2 separate regions of the Mus musculus genome follow, and region 2 is linked to region 1. The links are chromatin loops, found by intact Hi-C in ENCODE. Cell type or tissue: gastrocnemius. All regions are shown on one strand. Each heading gives the region's core, and the rest is flanking DNA. Links, peaks and the distances in the headings are about the cores only.

What was found. Peaks named below come from ENCODE experiments on the same cell type or tissue, not always from the same donor. Only the 100,000 strongest peaks of a DNase experiment are listed, where the experiment ranks them.
Region 2: a loop joins it to region 1, with 5 times the contacts of the local background. A loop is called at or near these places in 5 of 42 quality-filtered maps.

The regions. Positions count from the first base shown.
Region 1 is chr5:4,389,087-4,393,414 of GRCm38, forward strand. No RefSeq gene overlaps it. Among named protein-coding and RNA genes, the nearest start is that of Gm40261, 120 kb to the left of the region's middle. In gastrocnemius, for the core only: no CTCF peak of the experiment used is centred there; DNase peaks (open chromatin) are centred at 1,840 and 2,200.
Region 2 is chr5:4,159,591-4,163,918 of GRCm38, forward strand. No RefSeq gene overlaps it. Among named protein-coding and RNA genes, the nearest start is that of Mterf1b, 31 kb to the right of the region's middle. In gastrocnemius, for the core only: no CTCF peak of the experiment used is centred there; a DNase peak (open chromatin) is centred at 2,168.

The DNA of each region.
Region 1 (4,328 bases), core at 898-3,397:
CTTAATAGAAACTAAAACCCCAGACTTTATTTAGATTTCCTTATTTTCCACCTGTATGACACTTAGGTTATTATCCTCAGGTCTCAGGGAACCCAAAGGCCACTTCTGATGCAAACACTTAAGAATCTTTACTACGAGTTCCAGAGCAAGGACTCTCACCATTATCTTCAAGAGGGTCAGAGGTGAGAGTTTCTAGTCTCAGGGTGCAGGGTATTTATTGTGGTTACAGCAAGCTTGTGTCAGCAAGGTAATATTTTAAAAACTGCATTCCCTTTGTAATCTGCAGGAACCAAACATTGGGACAAAACCACCTGACAAGCAGGATGGCTAGGTTATCTATTTTTGTAGGATGTCTTAGGTTATCTATGTGTACTTTGACCCTGCTGTTGCAGACTGACTTGCTGTTGCTAAGAGGAGAGTTGTCATAGGCTATCGGTTCTCTTTGTGCACTCTCAGAAATGGAGGTGGTTGGGCTTTATAAAGTATCTTGTCACCTGGGCTGGGACAATTTTCCAAATATTCCTTGTTTTTGATGAGCTTGAAAATATTCAAAGAACTGGCCAAGGACTGGGTCAAATGCTCTTCAACTAGAGGAGCAGGGTTTATTTGCTGCTTTTCTCATGACTAGATTGGGGTTATGTGTTGCTGTGGAGGAAGGTTGTGCAGCTAAAGTGAACAGATAAATATGCCAAGTGGTGATTTTAACAGGAGAAAACCCTGATGGGACTGGTCAAAAAATGTACTAGAGACAAGTAAAGGTTGAGTGACTATGAAACATATTTGATCCTTTTTCTGGTTGCAAACTGCCTCAAGTATTTTACACTGTATCCACCTACAAAAGAACTGACCCCTGGGCACATGGACACTTTGAAACTGAGAATCTGGAATGGCCTCACCAAGCTTATCTACTCAGAATGAATCATGAAGTAGAGAGATACAAGAGTTCTCCTATGAGTTGTGCTTGCTTTGTGGTGCCTTTCTGCAAGTCTGGACTTCAGGCTGACATTCACGCCCTCACTGATCCAGCAAAATATTAATTTGTATAAAATCAGTACAGAAATCAAGATAATCATAACTGACTAAGCTTGTGTTGTGTAAAGTCTTTACCTCAGTGTCAAGGAGTCATGCAGTTTGAATGAGCATTATAACTTCTGGTCTTCTTGCCTCAAACGTTGTTTCTATAGCAAGGTCAGCCAGTGCTGAGCATAGGATGCTCTGCCCTCAGCCCTCAGAGTGGCTGGAGTGGTGATGAGCACAGGGCTGGGGGAGGCGTGGCCTGGGTTGTAGTGCAAAGCTCTCTGGGTTGTAAGATTGATTTGAGATGGTGGGGAAAGGACCTAAAAGGGAGAATATTAGATTGTTGGGGTTTCCAGAACAAAGTGTCACTGCACAGGGGCTTAAACAAAAGAAGATTACTTCTTCTTTGTATGGAGGCACTAACTCTATCAAAGGATTAGTAGGGCTTGTTTCTTTTGAGGTCTCTCTCTTGGCCATGTTGAGATGGACATTCTTTCACTGAGACCTCATATACGCTTATCTTTGCTGTCTATGTCTTAATTAATCTCTGCTGATACCAGTCATAGTGGATTAGGTCCCTAACGACCTCAATTAACCTTAATGACCTTAGACTTTGCATCCAAATTCGGCCCAGTTTTAAAATTTTGGTGGTTTGGGGTTCAATAAGCAATTGTGTTGGGACACAGCTCCACTCATTGAAAGATACAATGGGAGCATCCTTCCCTCCAGACTTAATTCTAGGAGCTGAAGACAACAGATGTTTGGAGCAGACTTTTGGCTAGTCTGTGTGTGGGATTATAACAAGGGGGAAAGTGAGAGAGGGGCACTTCGCGTGGGGAGCAAACGTGCTGTGTAACATGGCTTTCACAGGAGTCCATTGCCAGGAGACACCTGTGGGGTTTGCTCAGCTCTTCTGCCATCGTCCCCCTCAGCAGACAGAAGGCTCATTTCCCGGTGATTTTTCACCTCACTTTCTATGCATCTGCCATACATGGATAGTTTAAATCCTGAATTAAAACAAAACAAACCAACAAACAAACAAACAAAACCCAAAAAAGCCCCCCAAAAAACCAAACCTCAGCCAGAGTGCTGATCTACTAATGTATATTTAGAAGCACAATCACAGAGCACACTGGATACTCCAGGGCCTTGGCTGGCATGTGCTATCCCTGTAGGCTTGCAGCCAGCATGTGCCCATAAGCAGGAGGCTACATTATCATCAGAGGACAGCTTGGTGTGCGTCCTCTTCCCCATCCAGCTCCACCAGCCCTGCTCTCCAGAGCATTTTTCAGTTTCCCCAGGGCAGAAGGGGACGCTCCTCTTCCTCCTCCCCTGTAGCATTTTATTGGTAGTTTACATTCTGTGCTGGGGTAACTTAATATCTCCAGCAATGCTTTCTGTGAACTTAGATGCTGGAGTGAACTCTTCCTTATCGTGTAGAAGAAGACGTAAGTGCCAGTGTTCAGGAACTACGAGGCTGGCTATTGGAAGAAATTTTATATGTGCCTGATTTTGCTTTTGCTTTGGGTTTAAGACACTTTCTAGAAAATAATTCATAAAGTATGACCTTGAACCATTAGCTGTGAGGTGAGCTAGGCAGTTCGGTATGTTTCAGAATGCTTGCTCAGAAGTCAAAGCTCTGTCAAGGATCTTTTTCTTTATTTTTCCAACACTTTAAAAACTATCTTGAAGTTTATTCAATGTTTAAATATTTGTAAAGTATTTTCAGTTATCATAACATTTCTGTACACTTTTGTATTTGTGGAAATTATTGAGAGCGTCTAAAGTCAGGCATGTTCACAAACAAACCACTTATTAAAAATAGTTTTCTTTCTTTCTTTTTTTTATATATCAATTTTTTATTGGATATTTTATTTATTTACATTTCAAACGTAATCCCCTTTCCTGCATTTCCCCCCAGAAGTCCCCTATCCCATTCCCCCATCCTCCTGCTTTTATGAGGGTGCTCTCTCACCCACCCACCCACTCCCATCTCCCTGCCATTGCATTTCCCTACACTGGGGCATTGAGCCTTCACTGGACCAAGGGCCTCTTCTCCCATTGATGCCTGAAAAGGCCATCCTCTGCTACATATGTGGCTGGAGCCATGGGTCCTTCCATGTGTTGGGTTCTTGGTTGGGGGTTTAGACCCTATGAGCTCCGGTTGGTTGATACTGTTGTTCTTTCTTCCTTTGGGGTTACAAACCCCTTCAACCCCTTTGGTCCTTTCTCTAACTCCTCCACTGGAGACCCTGTGATCAGTTCTATCAATATCATCAGCACCAAGGCACTTCATTGTGGCAGAAAAGATCTTCACCAGACATTGTTGAAGATATTTTTCAAAAAGAGGTTGTTTGTGCAATGTGCTTTGAACATATTCACCTCCCTCCTCCCACTCCACCCAGATACCCTCTATTCCTTCCTAACTTCATCTCCCATTTCCTTCCCTATCAAGTCCATTTTACTGTTTGTATATTCTTGGACGTGTGGCCAGCCGTTCACTGGGGCATAGAGAACACACCAGGGGCAATACTCTCCAGAAAATCAACTCTTCCTCTCCCAGCAGCTATCTGTTGCTAATAGCTGTTCACCAAAGGTTGGGATCTTGTACAGGCTAGTTTTGTGTCAACTTGACACAGCTTGAGCTATCACAGAGAAAGGAGCTTCAGTTGAGGAAATGCCTCCATGAGATCCAGCTATAAGGCATTTTCTCAATTAGTGATCAAGGGGGAAAGGCCCCTTGTGGGTGGGACCATCTCTGGGCTGGTAGTCTTGGGTTCTATAAGAGAGCAGGCTGAGCAAGCCAGGGGAGGCAAGCCAGTAAAGAACATCCCTCCATGGCCTCTGCATCAGCTCCTGCTCCCTGACCTGCTTGAGTTCCAGTCCTGACTTCCTTGGTGATGAACAGCAGTATGGAAGTGTGAGCCGAATAAACCCTTTCCTCCCCAACTTGCTTCTTGGTCATGATGTTTGTGCAGGAATAGAAACCCTGACTAAGACAGATCTCATTCCCAGCATCCATCTCTGGTGGGATTTGGTCTGACTCAAGTTTGCACATAGGTCTTGTGCATGCTGCTCCAGGCACTGCAAGTTCATATGTGCAGCTGCCCTGCTGTATCCAGATGACACTGTTTCCATGGAGTCATCCACCAACTCTGGCCCCTACACTCTCTTTGCTCCATCTTCCACTGTGAGTCCTGGGCTTTGCAAGGAGCAGGTGTGATAAAGATGCCTGACTTAGGGCTAAGCTTTCCACAGTCTTATTCTCAGCACCTTGGCCAGTGCTGGCTCCCAGGGTCAATTTGCAGTTA
Region 2 (4,328 bases), core at 885-3,384, 230 kb before region 1:
AAAGACACAAACACTTTTTACACTGTTTAGTTGTTTGGAGGTTTCTTGAAAGGATAATGGTAACTGTGGCAACCCTTGTTGTTTCTCTGTGGAGCTCTTGGAGAGACTGATGTTTTGTATTGTTTTTCATCCTAGAAAACACTGGCCTCAAAAGGCAAAAAGTCACTGGTGAAAGAACTCTTTCTCAAAGGCCCTGGAAACACAGTCTCATTTCATGACAGTCAAGCGAAATCCCTTCAGTCTCTCTGGAGCCCTTGTCCCCGCTCTGTGCAGCATTCGTAGCCTTCCAGTATATTTGGCATTCACATCATTTCTCTACAGCCCAGCCTCTGTCCTCAGCCTACATATTAGATCAGCTAACTGCAGCTCACTTGGCATTGCTGTTTGCACAGCTGAACATGGCACAGCTGGACATGGCACAGCTGGACATGGCACAGCTGGACAGATGAGCGCATCTTCCCAAAGATGAGCCTGAAGCCCACATCTAGTCGTGTCCTTTTCTACACCTATGGGTATCTCTCCTTGTTCTCACAAGCACAGAGAGTTTTAATGATGTCAGGTCTTTTAGTGTGAATGCAGCAGGTGCACAAATGCTGATAAACCTCCTTAACTCACTGTCAGGTCACTTGTTAATCTGCAAGCTGCAGAATGTATTACATTATAAGATAGGAGAAGGTTCTTCAGATTGGGTCTCTAGGCCCAGGAGCTAATGACTCATGTGTGAGGCACGGTCTTCCCAAAGGCTACAATGACTAGTGACAGAGCATCATAGGAACCCAGTCCTGGGAGATTCTGAACTGCAAGATACAAAACACGTTCCTTGAAATAGCTTCCTAAGGATGAGAAAACTTTGCCAGATACAAAGTTAACACAGTTTCTTGTGTGTGTTTATGAGAAGGGGGAGCACCAGAAGTACTCAGCTTTCGAACATGATGCCATAAGGAGTTTACTCAAAACAAGCATGTGTATGGAAAGTTATTAATTGTGTTGTTTTTGGTTTTATACACTATTTCCAAGAGAGTGAGATTTTTAACATGGAAATTGCTAGGGAGATCTGTGAAGAGGGAATAGGTGCTCAGAAGAAGAGAAGGAAGATTTTGAAGTACAGAATTTTCCACGGGAAGATGAGACTGAGTAGGGCTCTTCAAAAAGAAAGCACCACATATTTAGGGAACAATGAGTTGCTAAAGGAGGGAGAAAAGCAGATTAAAGCTGGAAGAGAGGGCCTTCTACAGAGAGTGCAGATGCCTGCAGTAGAGAAGAGGACAGAGAGAAGACAAACTCAAAGACAAACAGGTTGGTGAAAGGTGCATTTAACTGCAAATTGACCCTGGGAGCCAGCACTGGCCAAGGTGCTTTTTCTGCCACAATGCAGTTCCTTGGTGTTGATGATAACAGATATGAAAGCTATTTTTAATGAATGCTTGTTTGTGCTCATGCCTAACTTTAGATGCTCTCAATAATTTCCACAGATACACAAGTGTACAGGAATGTTATTATAACTGAAAATACTTCACAAATATTTAAACATTGAATAAACTTCAAGATAGTTTTTAAAGTGTTGGAAAAATAAAGAAAAAGATCCTTGGCAGAGCTTTGACTTCTGGGCAAGCGTTCTGAAACATACCGACCCGCATAGCTCACCTCATAGGTATTGGTTCAAGGTTATAATTTATGAATTATTTTCTAGAAAGTGTCTTCAACCCAAAGCAAAAGCAAAAGCAAAAGCAGGCACATATAAAATTTCTTCCAATAGCCGGCCTCGTAGTTCCTGAACACTGGCACTTACGTCTTCTTCTACACGATAAGGAAGAGTTCACGCCAATATCTAAGTTCACAGAAAGCATTGCTGACGATAGTAAGTTACCCCAGCACAGAATGTAAAATACCAATAAAATGCTACAGGGGAGGAGGAAGAGGAGTGTCCCCTTCTGCCCTGGGGAAACTGAAAAATGCTCTGGAGAGCAGGGCTGGGATGGGGAAGAGATGGAGGGAAAGACAGAAAGTCGGGGTTCGGTCTCCATGCTGCTCAGCACTGCTTGGCCTAGAATAAAAAGCACAGGGTCACCAAACCAGAGAACTCCATTCTAGAGTCAATCCACGCACACCAAGCTGTCCTCTGATGATAATGTAGCCTCCTGCTTATGGAAACATGCTGGCTGCAAGCCTACAGGGATAGCACATGCTAGCCAAGGCCCTGGAGTATCCAGTGTGCTCTGTGATTGTGCTTCTAAATATACATTAGTAGATCAGCACTCTGGCTGAGGTTTGTTTGGTTTTGATTTGTTTTTTAATTCAGAATTTAAACTATCCATGTATTGCAGATGTATAGAAAGTGAGGTGAAAAATCACCAGGAAATCAGCCTTCTGGCTGCTGAGGGGGACGATGGCAGAAGAGCTGAGCAAACCCCACAGGTGTCTCCTGGCAATGGACTCCTGTGAAAGCCATGTTACACAGGACGTTTGCTCCCCACGCAAAGTGCCCCCTCTCTCACTTCCCCCCTTGTTATAATCCCTCACACAGACTAGCCAAAAGTCTGCTCCAAACATCTGTTGTCTTCAGTTCCTAGAATTAAGTTTGGAGGGAAGGATGCTCCCATTGTATCTCTCAATGAGTGGAGCTATATCCCCACAAAATTGCTTATTGAACCCCAAGCCACCAATATTTTTAGAACTGGGTCGAATTTGGATGCAAAGCCTAAGGTCATTAAGGTTAATTGAGGTCGTTAGGGACCTAATCCAATATGACTGGTATCAGCAGAGATTAATTAAGACATAGACAACAAAGATAAGAGGATATGAGGTCTCAGTGAAAGAATGTCCATCAACATGGTCAAGAGAGAGACCTCAAAAGAAACAAGCCCTGCTAATCCTTTGATAGAGCTAGTGCCTCCACACTATGAGGAAGTAATCTTCGTTTGTTTAAGCCCCTGTGCAGTAACACTTTGTTCTGGAAACCCCAACAATCTAATATTCTTCCTTTTAGGTCCTTTCCCCACCATCTCAAAGCAATCTTAGAGCCCAGAGAGCTTTGCACTACAACACAGGCCACGCCTCCCCCAGCCCTGCGTTCATCATCATTCCAGCCACTCTGTGGGCTGAGGGCGGAGCTCCCTATGCTCAGCACTGGCTGACCTTGCTATAGAAACAACGTTTGAGGCAAGAAGACCAGAAGTTATAATGCACGTTCAGACTGCACGACTCCTTGACACTGAGGTGAAGACTTTACACAACACAGGCTTAGTCAGTTATGATTATCTTGATTTCTGTACTGATTTTATTCAAATCAATATTTTGCTGGATCAGTGAGGGCCTGAATGTCACCCTGAAGACCAGACTTGCAGAAAGGCACCACAAAGCAAGAACAACTCATAGGAGAACTCCTGTATCTCTCTACTTCATGATTCATTCTGAGTAGATAAGCTTGGTGAGGCCATTCCAGATTCTCAGTTTCAAAGTGTCCATGTGCCCAGGGGTCAGTTGTTTTGTAGGTGGATACAGTGTAAACTACTTGGGGCAGTTTGCAACCAGAAAAAGGATCAAATAGGTTTCATAGTCACCCAACCTTTACTTGTTTCTAGTACATTTTTTGACCAGTCCCATCAGGGTTTTCTCCTGTTAAAATCACCACTTGGCATATTTATCTGTTCACTTTAGCTGCACAACCTTCCCCCACAGCAACACATAACCCCAATCTAGTCATGAGAAAGCAGGAAATAAACCCTGCTCCTCTAGTTGAAGAACATTTGACCCAGTCCTTGGCCAGTTCTTTGAATGTTTTCAAGCTCATTAAAAACAAGGAATATTTGGAAAATTGTCCCAGCCCAGGTGACAAGATACTTTATAAAGCCCAACCACCTCCATTTCTGAGAGTGCACAAAGAGAACCGATAGCCTATGACAACTCTCCTCTTAGCAACAGCAAGTCAGTCTGCAACAGCAGGGTCAAAGTACACATAGATAACCTAAGACATCCTACAAAAATGGATAACCTAGCCATCCTGCTTGTCAGGTGGTTTTGTCCCCATGTTTGGTTCCTGCAGATTACAAAGGGAATGCAGTTTTTAAAATATTACCTTGCTGACACAAGCTTGCTGCAACCACAATAAATACCCTGCACCCCGAGACCAGAAACTCTCACCTCTGACCCTCGTTGAAGATAGTGGTGAGAGTCCTTGCTCTGGAACTCGTAATAAAGATTCTTAAGTGTTTGCATCAGAAGTGGCCTTTGGGTTCCCTGAGACCTGAGGATAATAACCTAAGTGTCATACAGGTGGAAAATAAGGAAATCTAAATAAAGTCTGGGGTTTTAGTTTCTATTAAGGTTTT